Regions from separate parts of the Homo sapiens genome. Here region 1 is linked to region 2. Evidence: chromatin contacts called from ENCODE Hi-C or POLR2A ChIA-PET data. All regions are on one chromosome and are shown on one strand. Each heading gives the region's core, a stretch centred on a gene start or an enhancer-like site at or near the end of the contact. The rest is flanking DNA. Distances are from core to core; before and after follow the strand shown. Region 1 holds the start of DCAF1 (DDB1 and CUL4 associated factor 1). Region 2 holds the start of SELENOK (selenoprotein K).

The links. Hi-C counts contacts between places; a loop is a spot of excess contacts on that map. ChIA-PET counts read pairs that join two places held with the same protein, here RNA polymerase II (POLR2A). Pooled maps may share reads with other maps.
Region 1: a pooled map shows a loop between it and region 2 (24-fold over the local background). The contact joins the promoter of DCAF1 here to the promoter of SELENOK in region 2. A Hi-C loop is called at or near these places in 14 of 50 pooled maps. POLR2A ChIA-PET finds 5 or more read pairs at or near these places in 2 of 52 experiments (B cell and HepG2).

The regions. Positions count from the first base shown.
Region 1 is chr3:51,496,722-51,503,756 of GRCh38, reverse strand. It overlaps DCAF1 (DDB1 and CUL4 associated factor 1), which reads left to right and starts at 3,742. Exons shown (of 25, transcript NM_001387579.1): 1 at 3,742-3,884; 2 at 6,977-7,023. RefSeq lists silencers at 1,501-1,600, 3,853-4,082 and an enhancer at 4,193-4,292.
Region 2 is chr3:53,889,010-53,895,520 of GRCh38, reverse strand. It overlaps SELENOK (selenoprotein K), which reads left to right and starts at 3,662. Exons shown (of 5, transcript NM_021237.5): 1 at 3,662-3,751. The coding sequence starts at 3,733. RefSeq lists enhancers at 3,384-3,683, 3,574-4,474.

The DNA of each region.
Region 1 (7,035 bases), core at 2,493-4,992, 2.4 Mb after region 2:
GTTCCCTCTCCTCATTTTCTGGGGGTGGGGTACAGGGGCCACCAGGCAGGAGTAGGGTACCCAGTGAATGATTGGGATTTCCTCTTTGTCCAGGCTGGTGTTCCCAAAGCCTGGTAGCCTTAAGCCTCTAATTGGTGGCTCCTGCGACACTGCTGGACACTTGCAGTAGCAGTCTTGTCTAGCCAACAGGAGAGCAGGGGTGGATATGGGACAGCTGACCTCACTTCCCAGCCCCAGGGAAGGGAATTGCTGGAGGAAGCGCAGGAGTTGTGGGGTGGCACCAGGGTGAGGATGGGCTTGTGGGAGCACCTGGGTAAGCCTAGAAGGAGGTGCTGGGAGTGAAAAGCTCATAGAAGGATGGGAGCGGGAGAAGGAGGAGAATGAAGGAGAAGCTTGAAGCCTAGAGGACTTGGTGCTGTCCATCTTCCTACCCAGGGAGTGGGTGTGCTTGGAGGTGGGAGTAGGTAGAGCATGCTAATCTGTAGGCCTTGGTCCTGGGGCCAGGGCTGGGCTCTTCTTACCTTTTCTCTGCTGCTGGGCAGCCCCCAAAGCACTCCTCACTCTTTCAGATGGGGCTTCCTCTTTCTTGGGCACACCATGGAGCAGGGGGTGGAACAGGCAGAGCAAGGTGAGACGGAGTCCAGAGATGTCCTACCAAAGAGGTCAATAAATCTCCTCCCAATGGTGCAGGACCCATGTGCCACAACCAAGCCAGGTGTGTGGGCCTGGATTGTCTGTAGCTTTGTGTGTGCATATGCTTAGATGTGAAAGTATTTGTTGTGAGGACTGGGTGCCTAATGCACAGTGTGCATGCTTGTATATCTGGCACATGTGGGTATCTGTGAAATATGCCACCAAGCACACTTGGAATGCGTGTGCAGTTGGGAAAGCCTGGGTGCTCCCTCTTCTTTTTCCCAGAAGTGGGAAGGAGGTGTTTGAAGGTGTCTGCAGGTGTGTGGCTATGTGCATGTTGGGGAGGGGGAGGTGTTGGCAGGGGTAGAGGAGGCTGCAGGAGTTAAGAGTGCAGATTCCTGAGGGCGTGGCTGCTGGAGAGGCCTTGTTTGTCTCCTCCCCTGCTTCCCCTGCCTCCTAGGCCCTGGCTTCTCCAAAGCCCCTTCTTAATGCTTCTTGCTCCCATCACCAACCCAGGGCCCCAGGCTGGGTTTGTTTTTTAAAAAAATTAAAAAAAAATTTTTTTTTGAGACAGAGTCTCTCTCTGTCACCCAGGCTGGAGTGCAGTGGCACAATGACAGCTCACTGTAGCCTCAACCTCCCAAGCTCAAGCAATCCTCCCACCTCAGCCTCATAAATAGCTGGGACTACAGGCATGCACCACCACGTCCGGCAAATTTTTAAGATATTTTGTAGAGACAGTGGAGCAAGGGTGAGGGTGGGGGTGTCTCTCTATGTTGCCCAGGTTGGTCTTGAACTCCTGGGATCAAGAGATTCTCAGCCCCTCAAAGTGCTGGGATTACAGGCATGAGCCACAGTGCTCTGACCAGGTTGGGTTTCTGAAATGAAGCAGTGCCATCTGGTGGCAGACTGAGGCAGTGCCAGGAGCGCGTGAGCTAAGCCTTGAGCTCCCCTAAGGGCTCTGCCTCTTAGGACCCCAGCCAGCGGAGAAGTCACCACTGGGCCGGCTAGACCATAGTCAGAGGGGAGATATCCAAGGCTTAAATGTCCCATCCTCATACATTTTAGGTTCATGGCCCAGGGAGGCATGGCAGGAAAGTCACCTGAAGGAGTGCTGGAGGAATGGCATGTGGGTTCCATTCCTTGTTCTACCTCTCTGGGTCCAGATTTCTCATCTGTAAAGGTGATTAACCATATCTTCCCTGTGTGTGTGGCAGGGTAGTGAGGGTTAAATGAGAGAGTGTGGCTGGAACACTTGGCTCAGGGCCCAGCATGCTCTGAAGTTGAAAGAAATGGTACTGGCCATTACTGACAGAGGTAGAGTTCCAGAAGCACAGAGAAGGGACCTGTGTGTTGTGGCAGGAGAAAGAAGTGAAGAAAGGTGACATGTCTGTGGCGCTCCCAGCACATATTAGAGAATCTCTGCTTGGAGCAGTAGCTCCAAGTTACACATTTAAGAGAAGGAGGATGGTCCCTTTTCTGGAAAGAGGGAAATGGGATCTAGTGGGGAATGAAACCAAGGGACCCAGGATTCAGGATCCTTACTAGCTGTCGAGCCTGAGCATAGCAGCAGGCTTGCTGTGTCTTGTATTCATGTGACAGTATTGCCGTGAAGACTCATGGAGATGCACGGAGACTTGCTCAGCATTCCCGGAGAGATAATGAGCTGCATAAGGCCTTGAACGCTGGGTAGGATCTTGTCAGGTCGAGATTCTGCTCAACTGTGGGTCATGTTTATCTTCTATGCCCCACAAGAGGGACTGCTGGTCAGAGTAAGGAGTCCTCTGGTTCTGCTGTTAATTGGTTGTGTGATGCTGGGCAAGTCGCTCACTCCCTCTGGGCCTCATTTTTCCCAACAACATGAAGAAATTGAATTAAGTGACCTGTGAGGTCAGTCCTGCCTTAATCTATGAGCTTTTGATTTTTCACTTCTCTGCCTCACGTATAATAACCTGGCAATAAGTATCTATTGATTCTTACAGGCTAGGTCTTGAACAAAAAGACAGAGGCTGGGTGCAGTGGCTCATGCCTGTAATCCCAACACTTCGGGGGGCCGAGGCAGGAGAATCGTTTGAGCCTAGAAATTCAAGACCAACCTGGACAACACAGTGGGACTTCGTCTCTACAAAAATTTTTAAAAATTAGCCGGGTGTGGTGGTGCACACCTGTAGCCCCGGCTACTTGGGAGGCTGAGGTGAGAAGATAGCTTGAGCCCAGGAGGTTGATTGAGGCTGTAGTGAGCTGTGATCGCGCCACTGCACTCCAGCGTGGATGACAGAGCGAGACCCTGTCAAAAAAAAAAAAAAAAAAAGACAGAGAAAAAAGAGGCTGGGAGAACTCAGCCCAGGAGTTCGAGAACAGCCTGGCCAACACGGCAAAACCATGTCTCTACCAAACACGCACATACAAAACAGAAACAAAAATTGGCTGGGTGTGGTGGCATGCGCCTGTAGTCTCAGCTGGAGGCTGAGGTGGGAGGACTGTTTGAGCCCGGGAGGCGGAGGTCATAGTGAGCTGAGATCGTCACTGCACTCCAGCCTGGGCAACAGAGCGAGACTCTGTCTCAAAAAAACAAAACAAAACAAACAAAAAACAACCAGTGCCTTCTGATTTAATGAGTGCTGTGATTTCTGATATGTTTATGAGAAATATTTTCTTAGATCACGGTATGTTCTAGGTAAGATAAGGCAAATGGCCAAATAAAACAGAGGCTCTTTGCGCACACAGGTCAGAACAAGACACTGAAAAAGTATCAGGCGATTACAGTACTGTCTTAGAAGGATTGGCTCCCTCACTTTTCACTTCCGCCTTCCGAAGCAGCCAATGAGTACTCAGCAGTTCGCATTTATCCAAAAAAACTACAAATCCAGAAGTCAATGCGCCAGGCGAAGAGCTCATGCGTCAATTGGGACTGGTGGGCCCGCCCCTAGACGCGGAACTTCATTTCCCAGGCGTCCCCGGGGCTCTTCGATTTTTTTTTTTTTTTTTTTTTTTTTTTTTTTTTTTTCCCCGATCGTGCAGGCGTTCTCTTCCCGCCCCTTGCTCGCGGTCCTCGCGCCAAGTAGGCGCGAGCGCGCGCGCGCGGTGCACGTAGCGCGCGAGTGACGCATAATATGTGGGCCGCTGTGGAGCCGTGGTCGCGCTGTGTGTGTGTGTGAGTGGAGAGTGAGTGCGGGACCTGAGGCTGTGTGTGTGTGAACTGTGGCCACTGGCGGGGTCGGGGGGGGGCAGCGGCGGAGCCGCCTCGGACGGTGAGTGGGAAATGGAGGGAGGCGACTCTACGGGAGGGGCGCGAGGAAGCAGGTCGCGCGGCTGGCCGGGCGGCAGAGTGGGCGCCGGGCTTGGGGGAGGGGCGGCACCTGCTTGGGCCGCCGGCGAGGAGGGGGCGGGCCGGTCTGCCGGGAGGCTGGGCCCGGGGCCTGACAGGACTTTTCCTCCTCCTGATTCTTGTCCTGGGGGCGGGGCCTCCACGTTCTTCCTCCACTCCCCACGAGAAGCTTCCCGAGAGTAACTCTTCCGCCCGGAGTGGGGGGGCGGGGTGTGTCCGCCCCTACCTGGAGGAGGGGCGCATTTCATTTCCCTTGTTTTCTTTTTCCTTCCAATCCTCCTAGTCTCTGTTCCGTACGGGCTTGCGGGGCTCCATCTTCCGTACTATACGGCGGGCCCCTTCCCGGACTGTGTCTCCGCCTCCAGCTCCAGTCACCTGGGCGGGCTCTCCCGTCTCTCGGCCTCGTGCCACCTCTCCCTGCACCCGCCTGCCTCTTGGACCGTGCGACGGGGGCGGAGCTTTCCGGGCGCTCCTCCCATCCCCATGAAAGAGGGAAGGGTTGGAAAGAGAGGTGTGCGGGTCCCGCAGCCTGGAGTCAAACCTCAGAGTGCCCGCGAAGCTTCCCTGGAGTCTATTTCCGGGGGTTATAGTAGTTTTCAACTGGGGTGTCAGAAGCGTTTGCTTAACAACTTCACTTCTTAGACGGTTTTCTGTCTGGTTTCCTCTTACTGCGGTGGCAGCGCTCTGGTTTTCCATTTGTTGAGGAAATAGTTTTGGAGTGTTTGTATTTAGCTATTTTTGAGTCACAAATGACTCGTCCTTGGCCATGTCATGTTGGTCTTGGTTTTTCCTTACCCTGTTTTTTTGATGAAGCCTTTTAATTAGTTTACATGTCTTAATTTTTTATATTAGTAGCATCTTCCTGTTCAAAATGCATCGTTAATGTACAGAATGAGAGGTTAATTGGTAATATCATCCTGCATTTTCTTTTTCCAGCTTACTGGAGTTTACCTTTAATGTTTATGTAAATGTGTATATTTAGATTTTAGGATCTATTTAGTATTTTTCTTAATGATGTGACCATTTGGGTTTTCTATATAACATTTATTCATTACCCATTTTTGAGTGGGTATATATTTTTGGATGTTAAAGAGATAATAGAGAATTTGGGGAATGTAGGGAAATCATTTTGTACTTAGTATCTCTTGCGTAGTTGCTGAGTACAGTGTTTTACTGTTCTGCCTATTATACAGTTTTAAAATTTTTTATTTTTATTCATTTATTTTTTATAGAGACAGTGGTCTCAGTATGTTGCCCAGGCTGGTTTTGAACTCAAGTGATCCTCCCTGGTCAGCCTCCCGAAGTGTTGGAATTACAGACATGAGCCACTACACCTGGCCTGTTTTTTTAGATACAGGATCTTGCCCTGTAGCCTAGGCTGGAGTGCAGTGGTGTGATAACTCTTTTTTTTTTTTTTTTCTTTTTTCTTTTTTTTTGAGACAGCGTCTCATTCTGTTGCCCCAGCTAGAGTGCAGTGGCGCGATCTTGTCTCACTGCAACCTCCGCCTCCCAGGTTCAAGTGATTCTCCTGCCTCAGCCTCCGGAGTAGCTGGGACTACAGGCACGCGCCACCACGCCCGGATAATTTTTGTATTTATAGTAGAGATGGGGTTTCAGCATATTGGCCAGGCTGGTCTCAAGCTCTTGTCCTCGTGATCTGCCCACCTCGGCCTCCCAAAGTGCTGGGATTACAGATGTAAGCCACTGCGCTGGCTTTTTTTTTTTTTTTTTTTTTTTTTTTTTTTTGAGACAGAGTCTCACTGTGTTGCCCAGGCTGGAGTGCAGTGGCGCGATCTCAGCTCACTGCAAGCTCCGCCTCCCAGGTTCACGCCATTCTCGTGCCTCAGCCTCCCAAGTAGCTAGGATTACTGGTGCCTGCCACCACGCCCGGCTAATTTTTTGTATTTTTAGTAGACACAGGGTTTCACCGTGTTAGCCATGATGGTCTCGAGTGTCATCATAACTCATTGCAGCCTCCAACAACTCCTGGGCTCAAAGGAGCCTGCTGCCTCAGCCTCTTGAGTAACTAGGACCGCAGTCACAGGCTAACATGATTGGCTAATTTTTAAATATTTGTGTCGACTGTGTCTCAAAATGTTGCCCAGCTGACCTCAAGCAATCCTTCCGACTTGGCTTCCCAAATTGCTGGGATTACAGGCTTGAGCCACTGTGCCTGTCAATTTAAAAAAAATTTTTTTTTCTTTTTTTTGAGACGGAGTCTTGCTCTGTTGCCCAGGCTGGAGTGCAGTGGTGCAATCTCGGCTCACTGCAACCTCCACCTCCCGGGTTCAAGCGATTCTCCTGCCTCAGCCTCCCGAGTAACTGGGACTACAGGCGCGTGCCACCATGCCCAGCTAATTTTTGTATTTTTAGTAGACACGGGGTTTCACCATGTTGGTCCGGCTGGTCATGAACTCCTGACCTCGTGATCCACCGCCTAGGCCTCCCAAAGTGCTGGGATTACAGGCGTGAGCCACCGTGCCCGCCTATTTTTATTTTTTTTGAGACAGTCTTCCTGTGTCACCTAGCCTGGAGTGCAGTGGTGCGATCTTTGCCCACTGTAACCTCTGCCTCCCAGGTTCAAGCGATTCTCATGCCTCAGCCTCTGGAGTAGCTGGGATTACAGGTGTGTGCCCCCACGCCTGGCTAATTTTTTTATTTTTTGTAGAGATGGGGATTTGCCGCGTTGGCCAGGCTGGTCTTGAACTTTTGGCCTCAAGTAATCCACCCACTTCAGTCTCCCAAAGTGCTAGGATTACAGGCATGAGCCATAGTGCCTGGCAAACAGTTGTTAATATTATGCCATATTTTCTCTATTTGTGTGTGTGGTATCTATATATATATTTTGTGGAATCATTTGAAAATAAGTTGCAGGCCTGTCATCCCTAAATACCCTAGCAGATGCTTGTTAGGATAAGAAAATTTTACATAAGTATTTCTTGAGGCTTTATATTATCCCATCATGGGGACAATATTGTCATTTAACCCCGCACAACAACTGTTTCCATCTTGCAGATAAGGAAATTGAGATTTGGAGAAGTTAAATAACCAAGACTTCACAGGTATGTCAGCAG
Region 2 (6,511 bases), core at 2,413-4,912:
AGGATTCTGAGTCCAGATGAAATAAAGAATGCAAAGGCAATAACTCTAAGAACAAACACATAAAAGGTCAATAAAGAATATAAATGCCATCTGTTTTCATGTTTCCTAACAGTAATATTGAGGACATCTTATTGTTTCTATGTAACCCAGTGTTCCTTCATTATCTCGTGGTAACCACCACCCCTCTCCAACTCTCAAGCCCTCTAGCTTAAGTGGGATTGAGTCAAGCTCCAGCTCCAGAGGTAGCTGTCATTCAGAATGGCCCATCCCACTGGCCAAGGGTTTAGTGCAGAGATATGAAGGTCATCCACTTAGAGATGCTCAGGGAATTTTGCTGGGGAATCTAGAAAAGAAAAACTGGGCAGCTATTTTGCAACTTTGAGAAAGCTGAGATACAGTCAAACAGTCTCCAGAAATCACCTCTCATTCTATACTACAAATACCGTGGTGGATTGTACACTATTTCAATACTTCTGTTATGTGTGGAGATGCAGCATAGCACAGGGGTTAAGAGCACAAACTATAGAGCCTGGCTCTTGATCTTAACCTCAATTCTGCTTCTTATTAACTGTGTGATCTTGGGCAAGACACTTGAGCTCTCTCTCAGTTTCCTCATCTGTAAAATGGGAATAACAGAACTCAGTAGGGTTGAAGTTTAAATGAATGAATACATGAAAAGCAATCAGAACGTTCCCTGGCACAGGGTAAGCACTATACAAATGTTAGCTATTATTATCGTCGTTGTTATGAGGATTAAATGAATAAATGGAAAGTGTTTAGAACAGTGCCTGACACATAGTAACCCTGTATACATATTATCCATTATTAAAACTACCAATTCTTTCATTCACTCAACAAGTATTTATTGAATACCTCTTCTTTGCCAGGCCAATGTCTTCATTCTAGACAAGCAGTATCCAACAGAAATGTAATGTAAACCATGTATGTGAGCCAAGTATGTAATTTTAAATTTTCTAGTAGTCACATAAAAATAAATGAAATTAACAAATAAAATTACTTTTAGTAACATATGTTCTTTAATCTCCAAAATATCATTTCAACATATCAATATTAAAAACAAGATATTTTACAGTCTTCATTTCATTCTAAATCTTTGTGATCTGGTATTTTGTACAGTACATTTCAATTCAGACTAGCCACATTTCAAATATTCAACAGCTACATGTGGCTAGTGGCTAATGCTTAGTTTCAGACATTAAAGGTTAGGGAAAGAGGGGAAATGCTATCTTTGTCCTCTACCACTAACTATATAATTGTAACTAACTATAATTGTAACTAACTATATAATTTTTTTCAATTTTCAAAGTCCTTTCACCTTTGTTATTCGAGAGGAACATGCCTTGCCTTGAAGGATTGATTAGATTTTAGCAGGTGGAGAAAGTTCCTTTCAAGAGGAAACACATGAGCAGAGGCAACAAGGCAGGAAAACAAAGGGTCTACTAGGGAAGTAGAAATCAGAGAGCAAAATCTAAGATGTATCAGGAAAGCCCTTAATGCCAGACCAGGGAGGCTGAATTATGTTTGTCAGGTGGTGGGAAGAAACGGAAGGTCTGTGAATGGGAGAGGCAAGATTGGATTAAACTAACAGGTGAAGATAGCATGAAATGGAGTACGGAGAAACTAGAGGTAGCTCATTAGGAAATCACTGCATTAAATCTCAGGCAAAAATGATCTAGATAAAGGAATGGAAAGGAAGAGATAGCCTCACAATGTCCGATACTCAGGAGATCCCAATGTTAGTTTCTTTCCTCTTTTGGCAATTGGAGAGATTTTAAGCAATTGTCAAAAAATTGTCTAAAAAAATCTCATTCAACCAACCAACAAATATCTGAGCACCTACTACTTGCCAAGAACTATGACAGACCTTGAAGATATAAAAGACAATAAGGCAGACAGGATTCCTGACCTCTTACGTCTTATATTTTCTTGAAGACAAGAGACAAATCAATTATCAGACAGTTTCACAATGTGAATTACTATGAAGAAAATAAACACGGAGATGAGTGGCCAGGGAAGGGCACCCAGAAGTGGTGACAACTAAGCAGAGGGCTAAAGGATAAAATGAGCTGGATGTGCAAGGAGTCCGAGGAAGAGGGTTCCAGGTAGAGGGACAAGTATGGGCAGAGTCCTGGAGGTATCAGTAAAACCCGGGGTGTTCACAAACTAAAACAACAATGTTGCCAGAGCATAATCTGGGTGGGGGTGTTCATAAACTAAAACAACAATGTTGCCAGAGCATAATCTGGGTGGGGAGATGTGGCTGGAAGTACAGTGAGAGGAGCAATCAAGAGGACAAGTCACCTTGGGCCTGCAGGCCATGACAAGGAACTGGATTTTAAGAGCAATAGGAAGTCACTAAATTTTAGTGTCCAAAAGGTTTTAGGCAAGGGAACGAGATGATCTCCGTTTTAAGATCGATCTTGCTACAGTTTGTAAAACTGCCTAAGGATGGTAAAAGACTGAACCTGAGATTTCATTTAGAAGGAAACTAGCGTAGAGCAGGTGAGAGATGATGGTGGCATGGTCTAGATTAAGAAAGGCCCTTGGGAAAATTAACGGCCCTGCCCTAATATTTTTGCAGAAATGATCCTTTATGATTGTGCTGCACAAATCCCAAATGAGGTGAAGGATGTTGTCTTGTCCTATTATGAACTTTTCTGGGGAAAATGCTCTCTCCAAAATCAACATAAAATTAGATCTTTGTCAGTTCTAAGTATTAGAACATAAAATCTTAACCAAAGTTGTTAAACTCAAAATAGATTTTCAGCATGTAATTTTCATTTTCTGGAAGGTGATTAGGAATCTTTCCAAAGAGATGACACATGGCTTGAGAACTGGGGGCGGGAAGTCAAAGGAAGCAGCCATTAGGTCTCCACGCTGAAAGAATAGCTAAGTGCAGAGGCCTTGAGAAGGGAATGAAATGGCCACGTTCAAGGAACAGAGGCAGCCCACTGGCTGTAGCAGAGTAAATATCCATGGTATGTGGTCCACATTTACTGAATGTCCAAGACATGTCTTCTAATTCGTCTGTCACCAAAGTGGTCATAAGCAGTCGCCATCAATAAGAAACAAGCAGAGAAAGGGCCTACAGTTCAATTTATTTTTCAGTTGCCTCACAAAAGGCTAAGAAAAACTTAGTTTCTGGTGAACCCAGGTAGACATGCTCATTTTAAAGAGAATGAATATATCTAGGAAGAGCCTGGCAGTATATTCCCAAAGGCGTGACAATAAAGTTCCTTAACGTGTAGTCAGCACCCTCAAACGTCAACACGTCTGGAAAATTCGGAAGCGTTTCCTCCTGTCAGCGGCCCTTCAAGCTACCTCATACAGGGCAGCCTCTCCTACCCAGACCCGGAGCCTATCAATCGACGAGAAAACAGCTTCCCCTCACTGGGCGGTGCGAACCAACTCTGCACGATCAAGTCGGATAGAGGACTGGCAACCGCGGGCACTACAGGGCAGTCCTTAACGTCATATCCGGTTGTCAGCTCGGCCGCCTCCGCCTAACCAGAAGTCGCAGATGTGACGATGCAAAAACGCCCGTCGGGGGCGCGTCTCTTTCAGCAGCCAATGGGCTCTGCCCACCTTCGTCCTCGTCAGCATTTTGTCTAATCGCGGCCTGTGACGCTCGAAGGGCGGGGAGCAGAGGGAGATACAGAAACCGACAGGGGCCAGGCGCCCGGTGGCTCCGAAGCGGGGAAGTGGGACAAGATGGTTTACATCTCGAACGGTAAGTTGAGAGCGGGCTGTGGCTTCGACCGGTGACTTGTAAGATCGGACTCCAGGTTCCTTTCATCGTCGCTCGCTGAGTCTTGAGCCCGGTGCGGCTTCCCCGGGCTTAGCGCCCCGCGGCCGGGCGGAGCTGGACCGAAGTCGCCTCGGCTTGCGGCGCGTCAGCCGATGGTCTCTGAGCCGGCAGTCGGGGGCCGAGGTCCCGCCGGCCTCACGTTGAGTACTGGGAGCCCTGCAACCCCGCCTTCGTGCAGCAAGCGCTTGATTGTGGATTTGCGAGGGTGGTCTTTCCTCTCTCGGGTGTCGGTATCCTTAAAACTAGTAAGGACAATGATGCCGACGCTGTACACGTAGCGCTTGTGCCCTGGACAGTGTTTCAGTTATTTGCTTATCGTCACATTCAATCCTGTTTTACGGGTGGAAACTCTGAGGCTCAGATAGATTAAATAGCTTGCCTGGGCTATTTAAGTCACAGAGGTAACTTAATGGCTGAGTCGGGATTCGATCACAGGTAGGCTGACGTCAGCGTCCTTGTTATCTGTTATGCTGCCTCTGTCTACAACGTGTAAAAAGACCGAGCCGACCTAGGATGATAATTAGATGAAAGCTTTGCATAGGCTTTTTCCCCAGGAAAGGGTAGCTAGTCAAACATGGAATTTTTTGCTCGAATTTCAAGGGGCATGGGAAGAAGTACTATCTTCCCCTAGGAGCAAGTTAATTATTACCGGAATGGAGAATCCGAGAGACTTAATTCTGCGAACCCACAAAGAAGATGACCGGAAAGGAAGGACATGACTGTGTCAGATCAGTGCTAGAGCTGCCTGCCCACCTGTTTGACTCAGGTGAAATTCTTTGGTACAGTCTTAACAAGGAGTTGTGGATCATTGGAACTAGGTCTTGGTTCTATTTGAGTCATCTGTTTTTCTCCAGAGACGAGTAAGGTAGTCAGTGAGGAGCCTTCTGGCTGACTGCACTTTTGCATTTCTTGACTTTTAAAAATCTCCCCTTCTCATCTCCCACTTAAAAATCTTTGAAACAAGTAGATTGATGGACACTACAGAAAAGCATCAAAATTTCATCTTAGTTTTGGGCGCTTTCAGACTTTAGTCTGTTTTATAGCCTGTTTTATAGCCTTTGTGATATAAGCTTAAGGCTGGAAGCTTCTGTATGAATTATTGAATAATTCCTTGTATTTGTTGTGTCTTACTGTGTTCGCATTATTTCATTTGGTCCACATAAGTAGCCGATTAGGACTCTTTATCGTACTTTAAAAGTTGAGAAACACAACTGCATTCAAACACCTTACTTCTCTCTGGGGATATTGGTGGAAGGGACATTCTGCCTTAAGAAAGGGAAAGTGGAAAAGCAAGATAGAATCACAGAGGAAGAAATGACAGGTTCCAATTAGATCCACCTTCTTAGGACTGTATTATCAGCACTTGACAAAATCTTTCTCTTGCTGTCAGATGACTTTTTTTTTTCCAAAAATCTTATGTGATGGCTAGCCCTGGAATACTTTTTGTTGGAGAAAGAAAATGTCACATCAGCCAACGAAGCAGAGCTAGTAAGAGGCAGAGAACTAAGCCTGTCACCCACCCTCTAAACTTTTGTAGCCCCTTGCTCTCAGTAGCACAGTGAGAGCTTAGATCCAAGTGGGTATCTGAAATTAAGCTGGTCAAGAAAAGAGGAAAAGTAAACCCTCATGGAGTGGGTAGAGGTGAGTGGGGTTAACTCTTGGGATAATGGAAAGGAGAGGTAGTTGACAGTTACTCTTCCCCGAAAATATTCTGACATCTTGATTTGCAAGGCTGAAATATAGTGTACCAACTTATGTTGTAGCTTCTATTAAAGTGGTTTGAAAAATAGATCCAGTTTTGCTTAAGATAAAGCTAGAGTCTATTAGAATTAAGAGTATGCTGTTATAGAAAACAGTAGTTATTTTAATGAAGAACAAGCCAAATTCTCTTTAGTACTTAGAGCATACACACTCTTTATAAGAATTTTATAAAAATAACTGATTCCAAAGACTTGTAAGAGTATGAATACGCAATCTTTTTATACAGGCAAGAGACTTTGCAAATGAAAAGAAATACTCAGCATGTTTAGGAATATGGAAGTGGTGTGAGCATTCCTTTATATTCACCCGTCCCATTTGTTTCTTCAAAGTACTTGAATAAAGAGGTATTTTTACACCCATGTTGATAGCAGCATTATTCACAGTAGTCAGAAGGTGGAAGCAACTCAAGTGTCCATCAACAGATATGAGTGGGTAAACAAAATGTAGTATATACATACAAGGATATATTATTCAACCTTCAGGAAGGAGATTTTGACACATACTGCAACATGGATGAACTTTGAAGACATGCCAAGTGAAAAGCTGGTCACTAAAGGATAGAAATTGTATTATTCTTCTTTTATGAGGTTCCTAGAGTAGTCAAATTTGTCGGGACAGAAAGTAGAATGGTGGTTGCCAGGGGCTGGGCGGAGAAGGTAATGGGAATCAGGGTTTAATGGGTATAGAGTTTCAGCTGGAGAAGATGAAAAACTTCTAGAGGTGGATGGTGGTGATGGTTGTGCATCAATGTAGAATGTACTTAATATCACAGAACTGTACTCTTTAAAATGGTTAACCATTGGTAACCATTGTTACATTTTTAAACCATGATAAATTTTTGTTTTATATATATGTGTTTTTTTGTTGTTTTTTGTTTTTTTTTTCTTGCTCTGTCGCCCAGGCTGGAGTGCAGTGGCGCCA